2 separate regions of the Homo sapiens genome follow, and region 2 is linked to region 1. The links are chromatin contacts, found by Hi-C in ENCODE. All regions are on one chromosome and are shown on one strand. Each heading gives the region's core, a stretch centred on a gene start or an enhancer-like site at or near the end of the contact. The rest is flanking DNA. Distances are from core to core; before and after follow the strand shown.

Region 1 (4,463 bases), core at 1,038-3,537:
TTTAGCACTCCTTTTAACTCTCAAAAATTTCTCAGTTGATAATTGTATGGTTATTCCATTTCTCACATATTATATTGGAAAGCAACTATACTGACATCCTAATACAAATTATCTCTTTACAGATGAGAATCTACAGTGGAAAATGATTATGTAATAAATTCAATGCTCTAAACCAGTTAAAAGAGCCAAGGCAAAATTGCACTCCCTTCATTTCAAGTTCGGGATTCGTTTTTGTTTGTTTCTCCGTTTCTGTTTTAGTTATACAGCTTAGGTTATAAGACAGTTCGTTCTCACCGTAGGTAAGCGAATATAATTCTCACTCCGCAAAAAGAGCTATGAAGGAACAATCACTTACAAATTTTTTTTTCAGACAAATAAAATAAATATTGAGTCCCTCTTCCATCGGACTGGCAGAAAAGTACATATCTGTCACTATTGGTGTTCCCTCTCCATTCCTATTTTTGAGCTTTTCAAAGCAAGACCATTTGAGAAAGCATCCCATGGTTCCACGTTGTTTCATATAGGTTCCTCTTGAGATGCTCACAAACTAAGTCTGTATAATTAAGGGTTCTGTGGCACTCAAGACACCTGAAGAATGAAAATAGTTCTATTTATTTTCCATCTGCTTTAGCATTTTTGAAGGCATAAATCTAGTTCCGTATCTTGGAAAATCTGTGTTCCTCAAATCTATCTTGACACTTGGGGAAAACTCTCCTCCTTTCTCTATTCCTGTCTATATCCTTTAAAGGCCTTGACATTTCCCTTCTTCCTTTCTGGCACATCAAGCATCATTTCTTCAGCTTGGATATTCACAATGGCAGGAAGAGGAATTGTGTTTAGTTTCTTCTGGTAACCTTACAATTTGCCCAGAGGCTAAGGGACACATATGGTCTGGAAACTGTAGCAACTTTATTAGAAGAAGTGGAGGAGAAGCAGTGATATCAATAAATTATCGTATCAAAACTTTCCATGGCTTCCTTTATTATTTTATTTAGGGCTGCCATGGTTCTCTTTATCTGTTGCTTACTGAGGAGAACATGCTATTTTCTGCTGATTAGGCTCACATAATAGAATGGATAATACAATTGTTTAGTAGGTGGTAAGATTTAGTGGAAAGAACACAAGGTATAAAATCATATGTGCTATGTTTGCATTCCAGTTTACGCATCTATTAGCTGTGTTAGCTTTAAAATAATACTTAAATGAGTCATAATTCTTCATTTGTGGAATAGTGAAAACAATTCCAGAATTATGGTGATTTTGTGAGAACTTGGTAGGCATCCAGTATTTCCTATCTTTCCTGTATTTCTTTCCATCTACTTCAAATTTGAGGTAGTTAATAGCATGGACTCAGTATAACTGATTAGAGCAAAATGTGATTGTAGTTTGTTGTTGCTTTGTTATTATTATTATAATTCTGCTCCATATATCTTCCAGTGCTGAACTTCCCAATTCAAACCAAACAAAATATAGTAAAACCTGAGACCATGCTTAGTTAACAAAAAGTTAAAAACTAAAAGTCTTACTGTCCTATGTAATAATGCCTGAAGCATGGCTTAAGCCAAGTTTAAAAGATGTGAACCTTATCTCCTAAGATTCAATAAATGTATTTCGTTTTGTTAGTGAAAAATTTCCTTCAGGTTTAGGTCAGAATTTCTCTAAAATAAAATAGCAACATATCTATACTTTGTCACTATTCTCAGTAAACCATTAGAGCTGCATTATGGCAATCTTGTAAAATTTATGCCCTTCTTAAAATTCCTTTCACATTTATTTTAAGACTACAAAGTCAAGGATGTCTGCTCACACTGGGACTTCCCAGATCTATATTACTAACCAGAGGGATAGGAGAAACTCTACTGTTTTCTTAATTGGGCTCCTTCCAGGTTTCCCACTCACTTATATTTCTTTGCCTCTATTTCCAAAGTGAAAACAGTTCTACCTCATTCCATTTTCTCTATTCCAGGTATAGGTTCACTCCTCCCAGGTTTAATAGTCTTATTCCGAGCACTGCAACTTTTTCATTCCTTCCTCTTGAAGTGTCAGCTTTTGTTTAACCCATTGGTGATGCTTCAATAACATTACCCAGAAGTGGCAACGCAAAGAGAAAAATGGAACAGATGCTGTGTGCATTATCACCAGAGAGCACAGAGGAGAACTGACTGTAGTTGATAACTCTTGATGGGGTAATTGAGCTATCTGTGGTGGATCCTCCGGAATTTATTATTTTCTTAACCACAGAAAAGTGGTATTTACTCTCAGCCTTGAGCATTTGAATGGTTGAATTGTTATCCTGAGATTATGTCCAGAGTTGCTAACAATTGGACCTCTGATTATAGACCTTCCTTTAAAACACATACACAGGCCTGCGATGAAGATTTAATCTGAAATGACTCAGAGGGTGAACTTCCTTTTCTGAAAAAATGTTTCAGTAGCAGCTGTGTTTTCTGGCATCAATCCTACCAAAATGCTGACCTAGCTTGACCCTGGAAGTCCCTTTTAGAAACATAGTTTTGGAGATATCTTTCTTAATAGCAAATTTACTTTGTTAGGGTCCAGTAAGCTATCTCCATATACTAGTAAAGCCTCATTGTTTTGATTCATTCTACTTTCTAAATTTTAGTAATTTAATGACAAGGATTAAAATTATCTAAAAGTTGTAATAGGTAAAAAATTCAAAAAGGGAAAGTGTAATTATGACCAAGATTGATGTTTAGTTTATATACACTAGGATGACTGTATTGATTGTGAAGATGCTAAAGTGTTTTATATTTTTGGTCATATTCTCAAATGTTCAGAGTTTCTCTCACTCTATCCATTGCCCTGGCTCTCCTGGAAATTAATGTTGAATCCCTGAGCCTCCACACAGGGGTTTTATAGAATCCTGTTCCAGTTATGTCTGCTGTTGGTTTTTATTGGTGGTTTTCCTGCTAGGAAAAGTCCACCTTTCAGGTACCACAGCTGGCTCTTACACACCTTTGTCCCATGTGTGTGAGTCAGTCAGCTTACCATGGCTCTTTAACACCTGTTCTCATTAATCTCCATAGTCAGAGTAAGCCCAGATACAAGAAAAGGAAATGTCTTTCATGATGATAATGCCATCACATCAGAGAGAAAATTCTCAGTTTCCTTTTGCGTGCCCACAGACAATGGCCCTATGTTATTAGACAGATTCATTTGCAGTCACTGTCATTACCACTAATCAAACTGCAGCATACACAGGACTTGCCTTAAGGAAGACTGAGAATGAAGTCATAGACAGTACAGTAATGAAGAACAAATTGAGCATTAATCAGGTACAGTGGACTCTTATAAAGAGGGTTTATAAGCAACAGCAAAAGGATGTGAGTAGCGGACAGGGATTTTGGGGTTGTGGGGGGCAGGAAAATACCAATGGTTTGAGTATCTCTTTCTACTGTGAGAGTTGAATTTTATTGTTATTTAGTGGGACAGTTTATTAAAACCAGTGGAATTCCTGCACATTGTGGGCATTGAAACAGCTTAATTATTAAATGTGAATGATAATGCTTATATACTGTTCAATCTATGTTGCACACAATTCTAATAAATATTTAGCCCTATTAATTCTATAATTTTCACTATGATCCTCATTATACTGATAATAAACTTAGGTCCAAATATGATATTTAAAATCTAACTGACAGTATTGCTTTAATTGCTTCCTATTCATCCTTTTAGTGAGGAAGTGATCCCTACCTTAGGGTTGTGGGTATGGTCAAACAGTCCATTGAAAATAGATAGATGAGATTGATAGCAGCTTATTAGTCACATATATCCATAGGGGTTTCAATCAGGAACACAGTTGTAAAACAGAGCTTTGGGAGGCAAATTTGTAGTATCAACACAATAAAGTGCATCCTGGTTTATACAGAAGAATGTAATTGACTTGTATGAATAAATCTCTAGGTTGGCAAAAAACTAGAACTATTGCTCAGGTATAAGTGGGAACTATGGTGTTTTGCTAGAAAACCGGAGCATGAATATAGAGTCGGGGTTTTATGGTTAGGCCATTCATGGCCCTGCGGATTTCACTAAATGTTGAGGCAGCACATAATATTGGGCCTTAATTTTAAGCCTTACATCGCACATCACATGGTGCATATTTCAGGCAGTCCCATAAACATTTGTGATAGAATGTGATAATGTTGATGATAGAGACGTGGAACTAACAAAATCATGGTCAATGTTGTAAGGGCTAGAAAAGTTTTAATGCAATTGCTGCTAGTTCTGCTGAAGTTGAGAAAAGATAGATTATGATGAATAATATTGTTGATATTAACAGAATTCTATATTTTTTAAATTAAAGTCATACAATGAATATTAATTTAATGACGGTCTTTTAAAAAGCTTAGTGTAGTTCCATATACCAAAGCATAGCTCAAACAGGATATTATCAGGATAGCGATAGCCATGTCCAAATACATCACACAAATAATTGATAA
Region 2 (4,463 bases), core at 1,074-3,573, 230 kb after region 1:
TACATCTTCACCAACATTTTGTATTGTCAGTACCCCCCAACATTCTTTTGGATGTGAAATAGTATTTTACTGCTGAATAATATTCTTACACATTTCTTTTCCTGTGAGAGTTTCTTATAAATATAAATTTACACTTATTCCGTGGTTAAGCAATCCCACCCCTAGGTGTTTTCTCAAGAGAAATAAAACAAACATATGTTCACAAAATGAATTTTACAAAGTATCATGATAGCCTAATTCCTAATAGCTAAAAGTAGAGTACTCCAAACTTCCATGAACAGCAAAATTTTTAAAAATTTACTTTTATTCTTATTTTTTTATTTTTAACTCAGCTTTTTATCCCAAGTCAAGAACTGCTAAACAAATTATGGCATAACAATGAAATGGAAAGCTACACAGTAGCAAAAAGGAAAAAAAAATAGGAATGCATGCAATATTATGGATAGATTTAAAAATTATTATGAGTAAAAGAAGCCACTTTCTAATGTTGCTGGCTATTAATTTTTACAAAGACATTTCTATCACTTTCTACATAGTTCTAAATATGTGCTATCCAGTATGTCCAATAGCTATATGTCAGCGGCTATTACCACCAACAAGGAGCTGTTAAGAACTTGAAATATGGCTTGTGTGATTAAGAAAGTAAATTTTAAATTGTATTTAACTTTAATTAAATAAATGTTAAGATTAAATAGCCACATGTGACTAGTGGGAACTATACTGGACAGCACAATTCTATATCTCGTTTAGAGTGGTAGTTAAATGGGTGTGTACAATTGCCAAAATTCATCAAGCTTAAATCTGAGTAGTTTATTAAATTTATATTATACCTAAAAAAGGCAAAAAAGTTGCAATGTTTATTTGTGAAAGTTTCCATTTAAAAACTAAAACAAGAACTCAAAATTAATGACATAGTTTTGAGGGCATATTCAAGAAGGTAAGAAGAATAAAGCTTCACGTATCCTTAGAATTCAAATAAAACCCGACAGATTAAAACATTAAAGGAGAATCTCAGACCTAACTCAGTTTCTGTCTTTCCAAACGTTACTTTATGTTTATTTCATAGGTGGAATGTTGTACAGTGTCATCTGTTGCTACCAGTGAGTGACATCTGTGATTAATCGCATTGCCTTAATTAAACAGCAATTGCCTGGATGTGATCACCTGCAGTGGCCAGCCTCCAATCAGATTAGCTCCCAAACTCCAGTTCTCTCATTGCAATTAACTTCACTTTTCACATAGGTCCCCAGAGAATTTCAATATGTCTGATGTCAAGAACGGAAAGTGAGACAGCCAGGTGGGAGGGGGTCCCTGGAGAATCTCCAACCAGCCTGCGCACTGGGAATGCGCACTGGAGTGAAAATACAGAAGTTGGTGCCCTTTGCAGCAGCCAGGAGTCCGACTCCTCCTCTTCCTGTGTGGAACCTGGAATTCAAACGGCTGGGTAGGAAGCACGCTAGCAGGGGCCTCTGGCCTTGCTGAGGGTCCCTGTTTCCCCTTTTCCTTCCTTTTCACCCAACAAAACCCTGCTTTACTCACCCTTCAAACCATCTATGAGCCTAAATTGTCGTGGTCGTGGAATGGACAAGGACCCAGTCTTTAGCTGAACTAAGGGAAAGTCCTGCTTTTTGGCGCGCAACAGGGGAGCTCAAGAAACAGTGAGTGAAATGGGGACTCAAAACCTCTCACTGTTGATCCTAAGCATTTTCATCCTCAGACTACTGAGGGTGGGGGAAACACGACCCCAAACTCCGTTGCTCCGTTGGGGGTCGTCGGGGGAAAGGCCTTTTCCTTCCTTTTTCAGGACAGACAGGAAAGCCGGGGCTCCTCACTCCCCCTCCCCTCTGTGCCCGGGACGGGATGCATGGCCCAAGGGTCCCACACAGCTGGCTAGATGGTTCTCAGACACAAGCCACCGCAGCCTTCCTTTTCCCCTGCCAGGGGGTTAAACTTTATCAGAGAGTAATTAAGCTTTAACCCTGCTGTTGAAATCACTTGCAGACGAATAAGAAGTTCTTCCCCAGGCATTTTTAAACCTTTTTTCACTCCCCTTTTCCACCTCCTCAACAAGTAAACCCTTAAAGTTTTTTTTTTGTTTGTTTGTTTGTTTTTTTTTAGAAGACACTTTACTAGGCCACTCCCTCTGCTCCCCAGCTATCACTGTATGCTCTGCAAAGTTTTGCTTGTGAAATAAATCCTCTATTTTGTTTTACATCCTGAGGCCATGGCTTATAACTCTGGCGGCAAGGATTTGTTTAGCAATCCTGCCTTAGGGGATGAGCCCTCTCTAATTCAATATCTGCATGTCCCCTGTCTCTTAAAGGGCCTCACTCACGGCATATGGAACTAACCACGCCCCTAACTAAGAAGGCACACCTTAGTTGCAGTTAGCACACAATTAAAGCAACTCTCCAAGTTTTACCTTAAAGTTCAAAATTGCTAGGAGTTGAAACTACTAGAAATATATTTACATGCAAGGTGAGTAAGAACAGTAAAATGTGTTTTTTAATAAAAGGTTATAAGAAGGCATGGAAATGTAAACTTTTGCCTAGGGTTAAAGGATTGTTTGAGTTAAATTAGGAAAAAGCTGAAGGTTCAAAGAAGTGGTGGGAGAACTGTGGAAATTAATCTTGCAGAAGAGATTCTATGTGAACATATTGACTAAATTCAGAAAAGGGTATTGTTTGGTTTTTCTGTAAATTGAAATAAAAGCATAACAAGATTTTCCTAAGGTGCTAATCTGCTCTTTGGCACATTTGTAAAGGGTTATAACAGGTTTTTGCTTCTTTAAAATTTCTGAGTCATGATTTTGGCAAAATAAATAACTTTTGGTAACCTGGAATTCTATTTCATAATATCAAGTTATTTAAACCTCAAACATTTAACAGCCTTCCCAAAATCAAACCTCAGTTTCAAAATTGTCTTCCCTGGCACCTGGCTTTTCAAATATGTCAGAGGGCCCCTGAAGTGTCCAGAGAAGAGAGGTAAACAGGATTATTTGACATGTTTAGGTACATGGGATTGCAAAAATTATGCTCAGTCTTCTTTAGGTTGTATCTGGGTGAATAATCCTAATACATGTTCCAAAATTGTATGAGATTTCTAGAATTCTAATGGCTGAATATATGCTATCAGTCATAATTAAGGTCGTTATGTTAAGTTATTGTAAACCACGGAGATAACCAAGCTTCTTTGTCAATCGTGTTTCTAACTGTAAGTACCCTGGACATTTTGCTATTCACAGACAGTTGTTGCCTTGTTTAATCCTTCTCAAAGATGGTTTATAATGAGCTATAGAACTTTAACAGGTGCTCTCAAACACAGGCTTCTGGTAACTTTGGAAATTGTAACATTAAAATAAAGAAAAATATACAGGACTCATAAGGAGCTGAAATGCTCACAAATATCAAACAAAACAAGAGTTAACTAAATGGACTGAACTCAGGAAACTGAAACCAGGCTGGGAGCGGTGGCTCACACTTGAAATCCCAGCACTTTGGGAGGCCAAGGCAGGTGGATCACCTGAGGTCAGGAGATCAAGACCAGCCTGACCAACATGGCAAAACCTTGTTTCTACTAAATTAAAAAAAAAAAAATTAGCCGGGCATGGTGGCACATGCCTGTAATCCAAGCTACTTGGGAGGCTAAGGCAGGAGAATCACTTGTACCCAGGAAGCAGAGGTTACAGTGAGCAAGATTGAGCCATTGCACTCCAGCCTGGGTGACAAGAGCGAAACTCCATCTCAAAAAAAAAAAAAAAAAAAAGAAAAGAAACTGAACAAATCTTTTTAACCTTTGCTTGGAATATTGCTGATCCGTGTTTTGTTTTTCAGAGTCAAAGAAACTTTGAACTATTTATGGCCTTTAATAATTAAGTAAGGTATACTCCTGTGATCAAGACTTGGAGCATATTTGTTTCTCTCTGCCTGGTTCCTCTAGAAATTGGAAACTATCAGTGAGTATTTTTATGACAATATAGTTGTTTGCATCAGTGCAGTAAGAGTCCATTTTCAATGGCGGAATTCTTTTCTCACTCTTTTCGTTGTTTAATAATTATTATAGCAATAATAATAATAATAAATACCAATTATTACATTAACTCTCTGCATGTCTATGTTCTTATTGCATTTTCTTATAAGAACACAAGACGTATTGGATTATGACCAACTCTAATGATCTTATTTTACCATTTTAAATATCCTATCTCCAAATACAGTCACATTCTGAAGCACTGGGAGTTAGGATTTCAACATAGGATTTTGAAGGGGCACAGTTCAGTCTGTAACAGTGGTTAAAAACCCAAGTTCAGAAACCAAATTTTCTTTGCACAAATTGCAGTTTTGCAGATTAGGAGATATGAGACTTTGGCAAACTTGCCAAGACCTTGGTGACACTCTTTATGTCTTCTTGTTCTCATCTTTAAAATGAGAGGTGAAAGAGGATTAAAAATTATTACATAAAAA

Evidence for each region. A loop is a pair of places that touch in the nucleus more often than their neighbours do. Pooled maps may share reads with other maps.
Region 2: a loop to region 1 is called in a map of heart right ventricle, with 2.7 times the contacts of the local background. The contact joins the promoter of LINC01515 here to the enhancer-like site in region 1. A Hi-C loop is called at or near these places in 3 of 168 maps with a recorded cell type or tissue (Caco-2, PC-3 and heart right ventricle) and 1 of 50 pooled maps.

The regions. Positions count from the first base shown.
Region 1 is chr10:65,339,349-65,343,811 of GRCh38, forward strand. No RefSeq gene overlaps it. Among named protein-coding and RNA genes, the nearest start is that of LINC01515, 230 kb to the right of the region's middle. Within about 2 kb of position 2,288, at least 2 of the 41 ENCODE cell types and tissues checked have a DNase peak (open chromatin) inside an H3K27ac peak, as active enhancers do; they include PC-3, where a contact is called at or near this core.
Region 2 is chr10:65,569,102-65,573,564 of GRCh38, forward strand. It overlaps LINC01515 (long intergenic non-protein coding RNA 1515), which reads left to right and starts at 2,324. Exons shown (of 6, transcript NR_120647.1): 1 at 2,324-2,478; 2 at 3,834-3,955.